Linked DNA regions of Homo sapiens: all the other regions are linked to region 3. The links are chromatin contacts, found by Hi-C in ENCODE. All regions are on one chromosome and are shown on one strand. Each heading gives the region's core, a stretch centred on a gene start or an enhancer-like site at or near the end of the contact. The rest is flanking DNA. Distances are from core to core; before and after follow the strand shown.

Region 1 (4,485 bases), core at 1,765-4,264, 6.2 Mb before region 3:
GCTGAAGATACAGTAGTGAACAAGAGAGAAATTTCCTGTTCTCATGAAGCTGATTTTCTAATGAGGGAGGCAAGACAACAGAAAATAAATGCATAATGTTGGGTAGTTGATATCCACTCTGAAAAAAATCAAGCAGGTTAAGGCCGGGCGCGGTGGCTCACGCCTGTAATCCCAGCACTTTGGGAGGCCGAGGCGGGCGGATCACCTGAGGTCAGGAGTTTGAAACCAGCCTGGCCAACATGGTGAAATCCGTCTCTACTAAAAACACAAAAAATTAGCCCGGCGTGATGGCAGGCACCTGTAATCCCAGCTACTCAAGAGGCTGAGGCAGGAGAATCGCTTGAACCCGGGAGGCAGAGGTTGCAGTGAGGTGAGATTGCACCATTGCACTCCAACCTGGGGGACAAAAGCAAGACTTTGTCTCAAAAAAAAAAAAAAAAAAATTCAAGCAGTTTAAGCAGATTTGGGCAGGAGGCCATTCTGCATAAGGTAGTCTGAAAAGGTCTCTGTCATAAGGTGACATTTAAGAGACCTGAATTGAATGAAATATTGGGGACAAGTGTTTCAGGCTAAATGAACAGCAAGTACAAAGGCCCTGAGGCAGGAAGAAATATGGCAAGTTCAAGGAATAGCTATCAGGCTAGTGTGGCTAAGGCAGGTCCAGCATGGTAGAGTGACAGATGTGGGTGGGGAGGGAAATAGGAACCAGATTGAACAGGGTTTCTGTGGATTTGGTTCTGAACAAAATGGCATGATCTGATTTATGCTTACAAAGATTTCCTGGATGCTCTGTGGAAAACAGACTAGGGAGGAGGAATGGAGGAGGTGGAAGCAGGGTGACCAATTAGTAGCTGCCATATAACCCAGGGCAAGATGATGGTGGCTTGATCGAGGATGGTTACATCAGAGTTGGCTGGTGGTGAATTTTGATGTTTTGAAGGTAGCACTGACAAAGCTGGCTGAGGGCTTGCAAATGGCATTGAGAGCAAGAGAAGCACATCAAGGACACCTTTTAGATTCTGGGGAACTGAATAAACAATAGTATCACTCTCTGAGGGAGGTAAGAACGGGAGTGGTGTGTAAGGAGTAGGTTGCTGAGGGCAAGATGTATTGTGTTTGAGATGCCAGTAAAATAAGCAGTTGAATCTGGAGGTCAGGGAAGAGATCTGGGCTGGAGACAAATCAGTGATCAGCATTTGGATATTATAAATCATTCCGAGGCAGTAAGTGTAGACACAAAAGAACATCATGGACTATGGCTGGGGCCTTCAGCAACTGGGGAAGAAGTCCAGAGAGGAGACAGAAATGGCCAGTGAAGTGAGGAAGATCAGAAGGACCTGGTGTCCAGGAAGTCAAGTGAGGAAAGTTGATTCTGTATGATCACAACCAAAGTGTCAACTCATAAGCCTTATTTTCTCATCTGTGAAATGGACACCGTAACACCACCTACTTCATGGCAGATAGTACTGGCACACAGCAAACTCTCAAAATAAGGTAGCTACTGTTATTCCCTGATGGTTGGCTGCCAGAGCCCTCAACTTCCCTATCCACATTACTGACAGCACCTCCATGAGTCTTTCTCTGGGGTGAGGTGTCTCTGCTCACTCAGGGCCTGAGGCCTCTGGGTCAAATCGAGGTCAAGTGGCTTCAGTGCCTAAGTCTCTCACCCACACAGCCTTCAGCCCTTACTTGCAAATCAACAAAGGGTAAACCTGTAGAAAACATGGGTTTCGGAGCCAGAATTCTGCCTCTTGCCAGCTGTGGGCTCTTAGGAAAGTTTCTTAATCTGCCGGGGCCCCACTCTACGACATGGGGAGAACTGCTACTTCATGGGACAGTGGGTAGCCCAGTGTAGACTGTAACGCCGGCTGATCTCCTGCACGCTGGCCTGGGAGTTAGAGGCTTCTTGCTGCTCTCCTCTTCAAAGTATACAGGACTCCCGCCACACACACATCTGGAACCAAGCTGGTCTGAGAGCCCCTTATAGCCCAGGCTACCTGATGGGGAGGCACAGAAGTGGCAACCCGTCCACTTTCTTTGCCGCAGGACCCCCCGTTAAGCAGCGGGGTCCAGCCGGGCTGAGTTAGGGAGGGGGTTTCGAACGTGCCACTCCTCGCCCGGCGTCGAAGCCCGTTTCCTGGGTAACCTTTTTCTGCCTCTCTTCCTAGCCCACCAAGGCCCACTGGCCAGAACGCCGCCGCGGCCCCAAACCACTCCAGATAACCACCCGCCAGCTGTCCTCTCCGTTCTCTCCGCCGCCGCGCTGCAGGCCCAGGCTCGCACCCGAGTCCCTTCGCACCCCAGGAAGTGGCGCGGCCTGTCGAGGGCAGCGTGGAGGAGGAAGAGGAGGCGCGGCTCAACGCGACCGAAGCTCCGCCGCAAAGGCTCGGGAGGAAGAGGGCGGTGCGCGGCCAAGCGTCGGAGCTGCAGTCATACTCCGGGGACCCCACGACGGCGCCCCGCCCGCTGCCCACCCTCCCGAGGCCCCGCCCAGCGCGCCCATCCCGCCACGGGCTGCCCCGCCTTCCCGCCCTCGTCCAGAAAACCCCGCGCCCGGCCCCGCCCCCGCCTTCGCCGGGGCCCCGCCCCTCCCCTCTCCGCCGGCGCCTCGGGCGGCTTCTCGCCGCTCCCAGGTCTGGCTGGCTGGAGGAGTCTCAGCTCTCAGCCGCTCGCCCGCCCCCGCTCCGGGCCCTCCCCTAGTCGCCGCTGTGGGGCAGCGCCTGGCGGGCGGCCCGCGGGCGGGTCGCCTCCCCTCCTGTAGCCCACACCCTTCTTAAAGCGGCGGCGGGAAGATGAGGCTTCGGGAGCCGCTCCTGAGCGGCAGCGCCGCGATGCCAGGCGCGTCCCTACAGCGGGCCTGCCGCCTGCTCGTGGCCGTCTGCGCTCTGCACCTTGGCGTCACCCTCGTTTACTACCTGGCTGGCCGCGACCTGAGCCGCCTGCCCCAACTGGTCGGAGTCTCCACACCGCTGCAGGGCGGCTCGAACAGTGCCGCCGCCATCGGGCAGTCCTCCGGGGAGCTCCGGACCGGAGGGGCCCGGCCGCCGCCTCCTCTAGGCGCCTCCTCCCAGCCGCGCCCGGGTGGCGACTCCAGCCCAGTCGTGGATTCTGGCCCTGGCCCCGCTAGCAACTTGACCTCGGTCCCAGTGCCCCACACCACCGCACTGTCGCTGCCCGCCTGCCCTGAGGAGTCCCCGCTGCTTGGTAAGGACTCGGGTCGGCGCCAGTCGGAGGATTGGGACCCCCCCGGATTTCCCCGACAGGGTCCCCCAGACATTCCCTCAGGCTGGCTCTTCTACGACAGCCAGCCTCCCTCTTCTGGATCAGAGTTTTAAATCCCAGACAGAGGCTTGGGACTGGATGGGAGAGAAGGTTTGCGAGGTGGGTCCCTGGGGAGTCCTGTTGGAGGCGTGGGGCCGGGACCGCACAGGGAAGTCCCGAGGCCCCTCTAGCCCCAGAACCAGAGAAGGCCTTGGAGACTTCCCTGCTGTGGCCCGAGGCTCAGGAAGTTTTGGAGTTTGGGTCTGCTTAGGGCTTCGAGCAGCCTTGCACTGAGAACTCTGGTAGGGACCTCGAGTAATCCACTCCCTTTTGGGGACTGACGTGAGGCTCCCGGTGGGGAAGGAGACTGACCTCTCGGTTCACGTGTCTTGCCATAGAGCCACTCTCCTGAGTGGGTTTTTCTCCTGATCGTTTGGGCCAAGTGACTTCTCTCTGAACCTCATATTTCTCTTCTGGGATAATAAATGGTCACCCTTTCAAGGGGTTGTTTTGGAAGATATTGTGAACAATGGTAAATAAGGGCTTAATTAATGAGGGTAAGCCCTCAGTAAATTGTCACTGTGTGTTCATTTCTTCCTCTGTGTGGATCGTGACCGAGAGCCCTTCCCCCTAGCCTCCTCCTGGTATGGGTACCCAAAACCTAGGTGAGCAGGGATCTCTCCCAGGGGCAGAGAGCTTGTGTACTCTGGGTGTTAGAGGGCTAAAATATAACCAGTCAACACCACGTTGCCCATTTCTGGTACTTCCGGTAGCAGCCTGAGTCTCAATTATCTTGCCCAGATGATCTGAACTCTGACCTCTAGCCTGTTTCAGCATAGGCAGAGAGCTTGAGTAGGTGAGTTTGCATTCCTCATAGCAGCTGGCTGAGCCTAGTCTGGACTTCTCTTTGACCTGTAACCTACAGGCCCACAGGCCCAAGGCAACCACAGGTTGCTTCCAGGGTTACCACACAGGTGGTTTCTCATTTCTAATGCTAGGTTTTAGATAATTGTTGTAAGTGAGGGGCCCTGGCAGGCAGGATGACATCCTGCCAATAGGAGTTTTCTGTCACTTTCCCACAGAGCCCTGGCTACTACATACTCTTGCTCAATTTCGCCAGTAATTGCGTCAATGTGTTCATATCAAGTTTGGGAAGAACATCTTGGAATTGGTCAGACGTGAACTGTGGTAATAATGGGGGCTTGTTTTTTTAAGCAGATAATT
Region 2 (4,519 bases), core at 1,171-3,670, 5.1 Mb after region 3:
CATGATGAGAGGTGAGGACTCCATTGCCATTGCTGGCTCTGAAGATGGATGAGGGCCATATGCCAAGGTGAGTGGCAAAGGCAGGGAAAGGGATTCTACCCTAAGCCTCCAGAAAGGAATGCAGCCGTGCTGACAATTTTTCTAGTTTCAGTGAGACCCACGATACACTCCAAACTTACAGAACTAAAAGATAAGGTCTGCTTCTTCCTCTTGCTTTAACCTTTAAAGCCCTCTAGCTAGGCAAGGGGACTAATTTTTATCTCCCCATAGCTTGGGATCCTACTGGAAAACACGGATTTCAGGGACTGGCTTATCTACTGGCTTTACCACTCACTAGCTGTGTGCCTCTGGGAAAGTCACTCTCGTCTCTCTGCACCTCAGTTATATCAGTTTCCTTAAACGGGAGTAATCCCACTTACCTTATAAAGTCCCCGTGAAAACTGAATGAGACAACATGAAGCAAGTGCTTGGCACTTGTCACTATCATTTATGGAAAATATGCTTCTAAACATTTCTTCTGCCAATCCCAAAGTATGACATATTGATGGGCCTCAAATCAAGGGTATCCAACAAATTGCTTAAGGTTGTCAAGCAGGGATATGTGATAAGAAAAGCTAGTAGACAAATAAAAAAAAACAGCCTATGGAAAAGTAAAGGAGACAAAATGATGTGTGCTGGCAGGAAAAATGAGTTCAAGAGAGTGAAAGGAAGAACACTGGCACTTTCAAAGAGAGGGAGAAAAGCCTAGAAATAGACTGACTGGTAGGTTGTTTCTTGAATCAAGACTCTTACATTGGCTTGAAGATAGCTGTTAGTTAATACGTTTCCTTTGAGGAAATGTGGTGTTGCAAACAAGCTGAGGGCAAACACCCATCCCCTGGCAGAAGCAAACACAATCATCGACCTCTGAGGACATTTCAGAATACGGTCTGTATCCACAACAAGCCCCAACATGCAGAATCGTGAGTCAATTAATTTACTGGCAGAGCAGAATAACGGCTGCTCATAAGGAGGACGGTTTAGGGGAAGTGAATCTACCCATCATTTAAAATATATCCCAAGAATCAAACAGCAGCGTGAATAGGCAGTCATGAGAAAAAATTCTGACAGAAACATCAGACTAAGAAGTGGAACAATTCTGTCTCTATAACCAGAAGGAAGTGAGGCTCACACATGTAATCCCAGCACTTTAGGAGGCCAAGGTGGGTGGAACCCTTGAGTTTAGATGTTCAAGATCAGCCCAGGCAACATAGTGAAACCCTGTCTCTACAAAAACATACAAAAAATTAGCTGGGTATGGTGTCACACCCTTGTAGTCCCAGCTACTTGGGGGGCTGAGGTGGCAAGATCACCTGAGCCTGGGAGGTAAAGGCTGCAGTGAGCTGTGGCGCCACTGTACTCCAGCTTGGGCGAGAGTGAGATCTTGTCTCAAAAAAAAGAGAAGTGAAAACTTATGAATTTGGACCAATATCACTAAGATCCTCCCACTGTTCTGGTATCAAGAGTGCCCCTGAGTGCTTGTGGTGGCATGAAAAAGGAGGAAAACCAATGGATGTTTATATCCCAGTCAAGGAAGGCTGCTCAATAAACAGGTACCATAGTTTCCCCTTATTTTCTATTATATTTCATGAGATCATGCTAAACAATAGCACAAAAATAAAAATCCTCACTCTACATAGGTGGTGACAACAACCTCTTTGGGCCTCAGTTTTCTCACCTTTTGTAAAAGGGAAGGATAAGGTAGATAGAAGATGTCTTCTAGAGCTGTGATAATAAGCAGTGCCAGAAACATAGTAAGGGCCTAAGTTTCTTCAAGTATAAACTGGAATAATGACTGCTGTATGCCGTAAGTGGGATTAACTGATTGTGACACCTAATAGGAACTCAAAAACTGGTAGTGTAGGATTTTTAATAAAAGGATGTATGATGGGAAGTTAATAACACAACTAGGTTATGGAACAGAACGTAAGAATGAACCTCATCCAGGGGAATAGTGGACACCACTTCAAGGACAGCTACAGACAAGAGGATGACAAAGAACAGGGACGCAAGTAACTGGGGAAAGGGAAGGTGAAGGAAGGTGAAGAGTTTATGCTTAAGTTTCTGTCTTCTCTATAAAGGTGGAGGTGACATTCTCAGCTAAAGAGTGAGGGAAATGAGTAAGAAGAAGTAAGAACAGTAAGGGTTAAAAACAGCTTACTATTTTTAGCAATGAGAGAAAGAGCTAAACAAAGGCTTCTTGCGTAACTCTTTACCATAAAACGCTTTCTAGTCATCAAGAGGCAGAAAGAGAATGATCAAATACTTGACATCAGAGCATACTCCCAACCTCAGGGCCCAGACACGGGCCTTTATGCTATGACATAAAGTTCTAGGGGAAGCCCAAGGCAGGGCTGGTCTCTGGGAGAAGGAAACAGACTGACATAACTGATCCCTCAGCACTGTGTTTATAGCGGGACTTTCCTGATGAGTAAGAATGCGTGACAAAAGCAAAGTCGAACCTCTCCCAGTTCTACCAAGAAAATAAGTTGAAGAAATAATCTGAAGAGGGGAGGATACCAGAACTTTTAGGAATCAATTCAACACCCTCATTTAGCAGATGAGGACACTAAGTGACAAAGGAATTTCACGGCACAGCCAGGAAAGAATTCTGGATGTCCTCACTTCTAAGCTGAGATTCTTCCACTGCATTCTTTGAGAAGGCATAACCCAAACACAGGCCTTAGGCACAACAGGCCAATATGTTATTAGCCACATTTTATAGAAACTGTTTAGCACCGGGAATCACACTCTGCTTCCTTTAATATTCAGTTTTTGGTCATATTTTTCTCATTGTAAAAAAAAAAAAAATCAATATCTGCAAAACATTCCTGATAAAGAAGACTATTAAAAAAGAAATCTCATCCTTCTCCTTACTGATATGTTTGCAAGTTTCACCTTGAGATATTTCTGACAGTGATAGCAGTTGAGCAAGTCCTACTCATCTGATCCTTTTCTAAAAAATATGTAGCTGGGTGCAGTGGCTCATGCCTATAATCCCAGCACTTTGGGGAGGCCAAAGCAGGAAGACTGCTTGAGGCCAGGAGTTTGAAACCAGCCTGGGCAACATAGTGAGACCCCATCTCCTTAAAAAAAAAAAATTACCAAGCACAGTGGCAGATTCCTGTAATCCTAGCTACTAGACGGGCTGAGGATTGCTTAAGCCCAGGAGGTAGAGGCTACAGTGAGCTGCGATCAGGCCACTGCACTCTACCCCGGGCAACAGAGAAAGATCCTATCTAAAAAAACAACAAAAAAATACAATGTGGGCATCTTTTCAAATAGTTTATAGATCTAGTTGTTTTTCTTAGATTTGCATAATAAATATGGTGTACTGATTTCCTACAATCATCAGGATTAATGGTAAAGAGAAAGAAGAGCAACTGTAGAAATTGCTGGAATCCCCTGTCCATGTATCTTTAATGGCATGGACAGTTAGTAGTTGGGGGTGAAAGAAAGGCCATATCATCAGTTCTGCCATACATACAAATGAATGTGCAAAGGTATCTAACAAGAACTGGGCTAGAAAATGGAGGGCCCATGTACCACAAGTACAGGAGGAGACAACAAAATGCCTCATGACTTGAATAAAGCAGCTGGCAGGGAAACAGTCTTGCTTTGCTCCAATGGCAAAAATCTCATTAAAAACCAATCCTGTGCACCACTTTATAATGCATCATCGAAGTCGAGCTTTACAAGTCCGGTGGGTGTGGGAGGCAGGAAAGAGTCATGCCTTTCTTCTCCATGGCTGATGAATAAAAACTAAGCAAAGGCCCAGTGATGCATAGTCATGCTTCTACATTTCTCTAAGTCTCATTTACTTTGACTCTTTTATGAGGTCTTTTTTCCCCTATTAATAGAAAAACTTGCTTCAGTTTCCCATAAGTGACTCAGTGAGAGCCAGGTGTGCATACATACAAGGGTGTGTACCATAGGAGAGAAGTTCCAAAATTATGAATCTGGGAGTACATATCTTATGAGAGCCTTTTAATGTATAAACAGCCTGATGACATTCTTTTAGGACAGACTAAAGGTCAAATACTTTCCCCAGTTCAAACTGACTGTTTAATCGCTGCAAAGAAGTGGAACAAATCCCACTCCTAACCATCTTTTACCCTCAGTGGCCAAATGACTTGTGGCTCTAACAATGGGGACCTTGTACAAGTTAAAAGAAATGGATTAATCAAACACAATCCAGCAGGAGGCATAGGCACTGAAGAAACCTACTGCAGACAAGCCTCCTAGACAAAGTTCTTGGTATAGATTCTGATTTTCCTATTTTTAATTTTTGGTTTGGGAAGAACACTACACACAGAGCCCAGGGCCTATGGCAAGGAAGCATCAGGAAACTCGTCCCTGTGCAACAAAAACGGGAAAATGAAAAATATAACACATTCTTTTGGAATTTAAGTTCTAGACCAAGATATATGTTGCTTTCTATGGATGCTCTACTCACAAATGAAAGATGATTATTTTCACT
Region 3 (4,503 bases), core at 1,705-4,204:
GGACTACAGGCGCGTGCCACCACACCCGGCTAACTTTTTGTATTTTTAGTAGAGACAAGGTTTCACCATGTTAGCCAGGATGGTCTCGATCTCCTGACCTTGTGATCCACCTGCCTTGGCCTCCCAAAGTGCTGGGATTACAGGCGTGAGCCACCTCACCCAGCCTAATTAGCTTGCTTTTCTATAGAGCCTCCTGCCCTGGAGTCACGTAACCAGAGGTCACAAGATTTGTAACTTCGCCAAGTACTCCTACAGATAACATCACTATTGTGAAACCTAATTAACTGGTCTTTGAGATATTTTTCAAATTTAGCATTTTGGCAGACCAACAGACACAACCTGGACCTGTGAACCCCACTCCTCAGAAATGACTCAGGTTCACGAAGATAGTTCTGACACACCTGTGATTCATCCCTGACCCAACCAATTAGCATTTCCCATTTCCTAGCCTCCTGCCCACCAACCGATCCTTTAAAAACCTAGTCTCTACATTCTTGGAGGTGGATTTGAGAAATATCTCCCATCCTCCTCGTTGGCTGGCCCTGTGATTATTCATCTTTCCCTGCTGCAACATTTGTAGTTCTCAGTGCATTGGTTTTTTGGAAGGCAGCAGGCAATTACACAGGGAAATGTGAAATTACACATTTCCCTGTGTAAAAGAACACAGGGGCAATTACAGCACGAGGGGAAAACTTTTATAAGGGGTTGGTGGAAGCAAGACTAAGAAAATATACTTACTTGATTGGTTAAAGTGGAAAGTCCTTAGTTAGAGGTTTGTCTGTTTCTGTTAGTTAAGCTTAAGTTTCATTTTACTGTTTACATTGAGTTGGGCTCCAGAGCTGGAACTATCTCAACCTAATGGCCTCCAAATTAACATTTTTTAAACAAGGCAAATTCTTCATGTGTGAAATGGGAATAATACTATCTACCTTGCAGGGTTATTGTGAGAACTAAATGAGAGACTGTGAAAATTGGTAAACTGAATACTATACCAAGTTGAAAAACATTTCCTATTATATAGGAGGCAGTAAATTAGATGGTTAAGATTCATGTAAAATAAAGGTCTTGATAATAATAAAATGTAGTCCGGTAGAAAAGACAGACATAAAAGAACATATTAGAATGCAGTAAATACTATATTGACAACAGACAAAACTGCATTGGTTCCCCAGAGGAACTAGAAAAAAACAGAAGATAAACTGGTGTTGAACTATGACAGATGGAGAAAGTGGAATTCTAAGTTTAAAAAAAAAATGCATGTACAAAGAGCATAGAGACATGGAGAGCATACAGCATAATGTGTTCAGGGAATTGTGACAAATTCGAAATGTCTAGAGTAAGAGAGATAACAGAGGGAGATGAATCTAGTAAAACAGATTAGGGAGATTGTGTGAAAGGCCCTATGTAATGCTGTACTATAAGAATGGAAAGCCGGCCAGGCGTGGTGGCTCACGCTTATAATCCAGCACTTTGGAAGGCAGAGGAGGGCAGATTATGAGGTCAAGAGATTGAGACTATCCTGGCCAACATGGTGAAACTCGTTTCTACTAAAAACACAAAATTTAGCTGGGCATGGTGGCGCGCTCCTGTAGTCCCAGCTACTCGGGAGGCTGAGGCAGGAATCGCTTGAACCCGGGAGGCGAGGGTTGCAGTGAGCCGAGATCGCGCCACTGCACTCAGCCTGGCAGCAGAGCGACACTCCGTCTCAAAAAAAAAAAAAAAAAAAAAAAAAAAAAAAAAAAAAAAATAATGGAAAGCCATCACAGGTTGTCAAACAGAGAAAAAACAATTAAGTGTATATTTCAGAAAGATAATTATATTTTAATGTGTAGGATTGGCTGGAGAGAAGGGGTAGAAAGGCCAGAGAAATGTTGAAATAATTTAAGTAGGACTAATTGGTACAGATTTCTAACAGATAGCTAGAAATACAGATCTAGAGTTTGGAGAAGACAATATGGGAATACAGCTCTAGAAATAAGCCAAGTAGTAAATAATCCACCCAGGGAGGGGATATGATAGCAAAGAAGTATCAAAAGTCAGCATTTCAAGAATGATCTCCCAAACCAGGGGAAAAGTGATTCCAAACCTAGAGTAGGAGTTTTAGGAAGGGAGAAGTCAGAAAAGTGTGAATTGGGCTTAGCAATTTAGAAAGGTTTGTGGAAAAGTGTAGTTGGATGCGAGAGAATAGCGGATGGGAAGAAAACAAAGTAAGGAGACAGGTCATGTTTACCCTGGCACTCAATAAGGTCTGATAATGACTAGCAAGTAGCACCACGGGTGGGTGGGCGGCGGGGTTGTTAAAAATACGTATCTCAGCTCTAACTCAGACCTACTGAATCAGAATCTACATTTTAACAAGCCGCCAGAGAAAAGTAGTTATACCTTTAAAAAATTGACTTGGACCACCGTATTTGCTAAATTTGACAACAGAGAGTAGGAGATTCAGATAACTTGAAACGGAGGAATAGTTCAATGATTAATAGTTCCCAATTTGGCCTCAAGCTTTCTCGTTTTAATTGAAAAACAAGGTTAACTTGCAAAAACCTCGAGATTCTCAGGGAAAAGCAGTGAGGATGACCTAACAGTAGACACCAAACAACCTCACTCAGCCATTCCGCCATGCCCAGCGCGAAAGACTCAGGTTTAAAATATCCGGATTCGGCGCGCCGGATGTCCACGCCAGCTGGCGCGGCATTATGGGAATTGTAGTCCCGGCCCGCTTCCCGATTTACCACAAACTGTTGGGCCCGGAGTCGGAAGAGACCCGGGTTTGGGAAGGACCCCAGGGTCAGGCGTCCTGGTGGAAGGGCGGGCCTCTTTCTCTCTTGCTCAGCAGGGAGTCCAGAGCCCTGGAGGAAAGCCAGCTCAGCTCCGCATCGGCGTCGGCGGTTGGGACGCACACACTCTGCGTCATGGAGGGCTGAGGCCGATGATGAATTCCGGAGTGCCTGTCAGGCTTGCTGTGTCACTCGGCCCGCTCGGCGCGCCCCTTCCCAGCCGCCCTTCCGTACCGGCTCTCGGGCTCTTCCGGTCTCCGGCCGCCCCTTACCTGCAGGCTCTTCTCCCGCCGCGGCCCGGCGCTCTCCGAGTCGCCCCTGCGGACTGGTCTCGCACAGTGCCTGGGCACCGGGCGCCAGACAGACACTGGCCATGACGAGCGGCGCAACCAGGTACCGGCTGAGCTGCTCGCTCCGGGGCCACGAGCTGGACGTACGGGGCCTGGTGTGCTGCGCCTATCCGCCGGGAGCCTTTGTGTCCGTGTCCCGAGACCGCACCACCCGCCTCTGGGCCCCAGACAGGTGAGCGCTGGGAGTCGGGTTGCCCCGGCTGTGTTGCACGCTTCCCGGAGAGTGGAAGGAGAGTGACCCTTCCCTGTCAGTCCTGCCGTCTCTCTCTCCCCCCAGCCTTCCCTCTGCTCTCCGCTCCCTTCCAATTCTCAGACTATTAGAACTCTGTAAGAAACCATCGGGATTTAAGTGGAAAGAGCACAGGGTTGGGGGACCAAAGACCTGCCTTGTTGTGCTAACTTGACCACAGACGAGTCTCCTACCTTTTGGGCCTTCAGTTTTTGGACGATGATCTCCCAAGTTTCTTTTAGACTTGAAAATTTACTGATTGCAGTTGCACCCTCCGAAGTGAGGTAGTTTGAAGGCATCTGAAATGTCCTCTTTTTTTTTTTTTTTCGAAGAAGATGCTCTGTAGTCTTCTGTAAAATTTAATTTTTGAAGACTTTAGTTCTCAAAAATTGCACTGGTGAATCCTCTTTTCGTCCAGGTTAGAATTTTAGTCTGTGGTCTGTGCTGGTCCTGAGGGAGTGAAACCTCTCGGATGTTTTGTTTCTGTGCATGTGCTGTTTCTTGAGGAGAAGCAGCATCCATTGCCTTCAAAGGATTTATCAGAAGGGTTCACGAACCAAAAAAAAAAAGAAGAAAAAGGTTAGGAATCAGTCCTGATCGAGTTCACGGGTTCAGCCCTGATTTGGCTGGTTGTAACAGGATATTTAAGACCTAGAAGACAGATTGCAGTTCAGAGAAAGAAAAATTGAGGTTAGTTATTTTGTTATTTAGTAGGTCTCCCACTGCTAGAGATTTTAGAATTTGAGTCACCATCCATAAATTCAGTTGATAACTGTTGAGTGCCTCCTCTTTGTTTGGGATACTGGAGAGGAATAAAGACAGACAAGTTGCCAGTGTTTCTGGAGCTTTCTTACAGTCTGATGGGGAAGATAGATTAAAAAACAAGCCAATAAATAATTAAAAACTGGCATGTGAAGAAAACATACAGTTAATTAGGTGGAGAGATATATTAAAGGAAGCCTCTCTGAGGAGTTGTTTGTTTAAAGTTGACATTTGAAGCATGAGATGGATGGAGCTGGTCGTGGAAGAGCAAATAGGGAGGATTGAATTGGAAGAGCATTCCAGGCAGCTGGAGGAGCAAACAGGAGGGAATTAGCTGTGAGGTGAGGGCAGGTTTTGAGGCTGGCAAGAGCCAGGTTATGGAGTT

Evidence for each region. Hi-C counts contacts between places; a loop is a spot of excess contacts on that map. Pooled maps may share reads with other maps.
Region 1: a loop to region 3 is called in a pooled map, with 7 times the contacts of the local background. The contact joins the promoter of B4GALT1-AS1 here to the promoter of PLAA in region 3. A Hi-C loop is called at or near these places in 7 of 50 pooled maps.
Region 2: a loop to region 3 is called in a map with no recorded cell type, with 4 times the contacts of the local background. The contact joins the enhancer-like site here to the promoter of PLAA in region 3. A Hi-C loop is called at or near these places in 2 of 37 single-sample maps with no recorded cell type and 2 of 50 pooled maps.

What each region holds. Positions count from the first base shown.
Region 1 is chr9:33,165,477-33,169,961 of GRCh38, reverse strand. B4GALT1-AS1 (B4GALT1 antisense RNA 1) reads right to left here and starts at 3,014. Exons shown (of 3, transcript NR_108110.1): 1 at 2,916-3,014. B4GALT1 (beta-1,4-galactosyltransferase 1) reads left to right here and starts at 2,626. Exons shown (of 6, transcript NM_001497.4): 1 at 2,626-3,204. The coding sequence starts at 2,793. RefSeq lists enhancers at 2,043-2,122, 1,645-2,209, 2,193-2,292, 2,210-2,775 and silencers at 2,443-2,842, 2,601-2,874.
Region 2 is chr9:21,830,117-21,834,635 of GRCh38, reverse strand. All of the region lies in intron 4 of MTAP (methylthioadenosine phosphorylase), which reads right to left. Among named protein-coding and RNA genes, the nearest start is that of MTAP, 30 kb to the right of the region's middle. RefSeq lists enhancers at 939-1,078, 1,328-2,527, 2,395-2,704. Within about 2 kb of position 2,420, at least 8 of the 41 ENCODE cell types and tissues checked have a DNase peak (open chromatin) inside an H3K27ac peak, as active enhancers do.
Region 3 is chr9:26,945,693-26,950,195 of GRCh38, reverse strand. It overlaps PLAA (phospholipase A2 activating protein), which reads left to right and starts at 2,954. Exons shown (of 14, transcript NM_001031689.3): 1 at 2,954-3,299. The coding sequence starts at 3,151. It also overlaps a transcript of IFT74 not described here. RefSeq lists enhancers at 2,631-2,940, 2,530-3,203, 3,201-3,460, 3,204-3,879.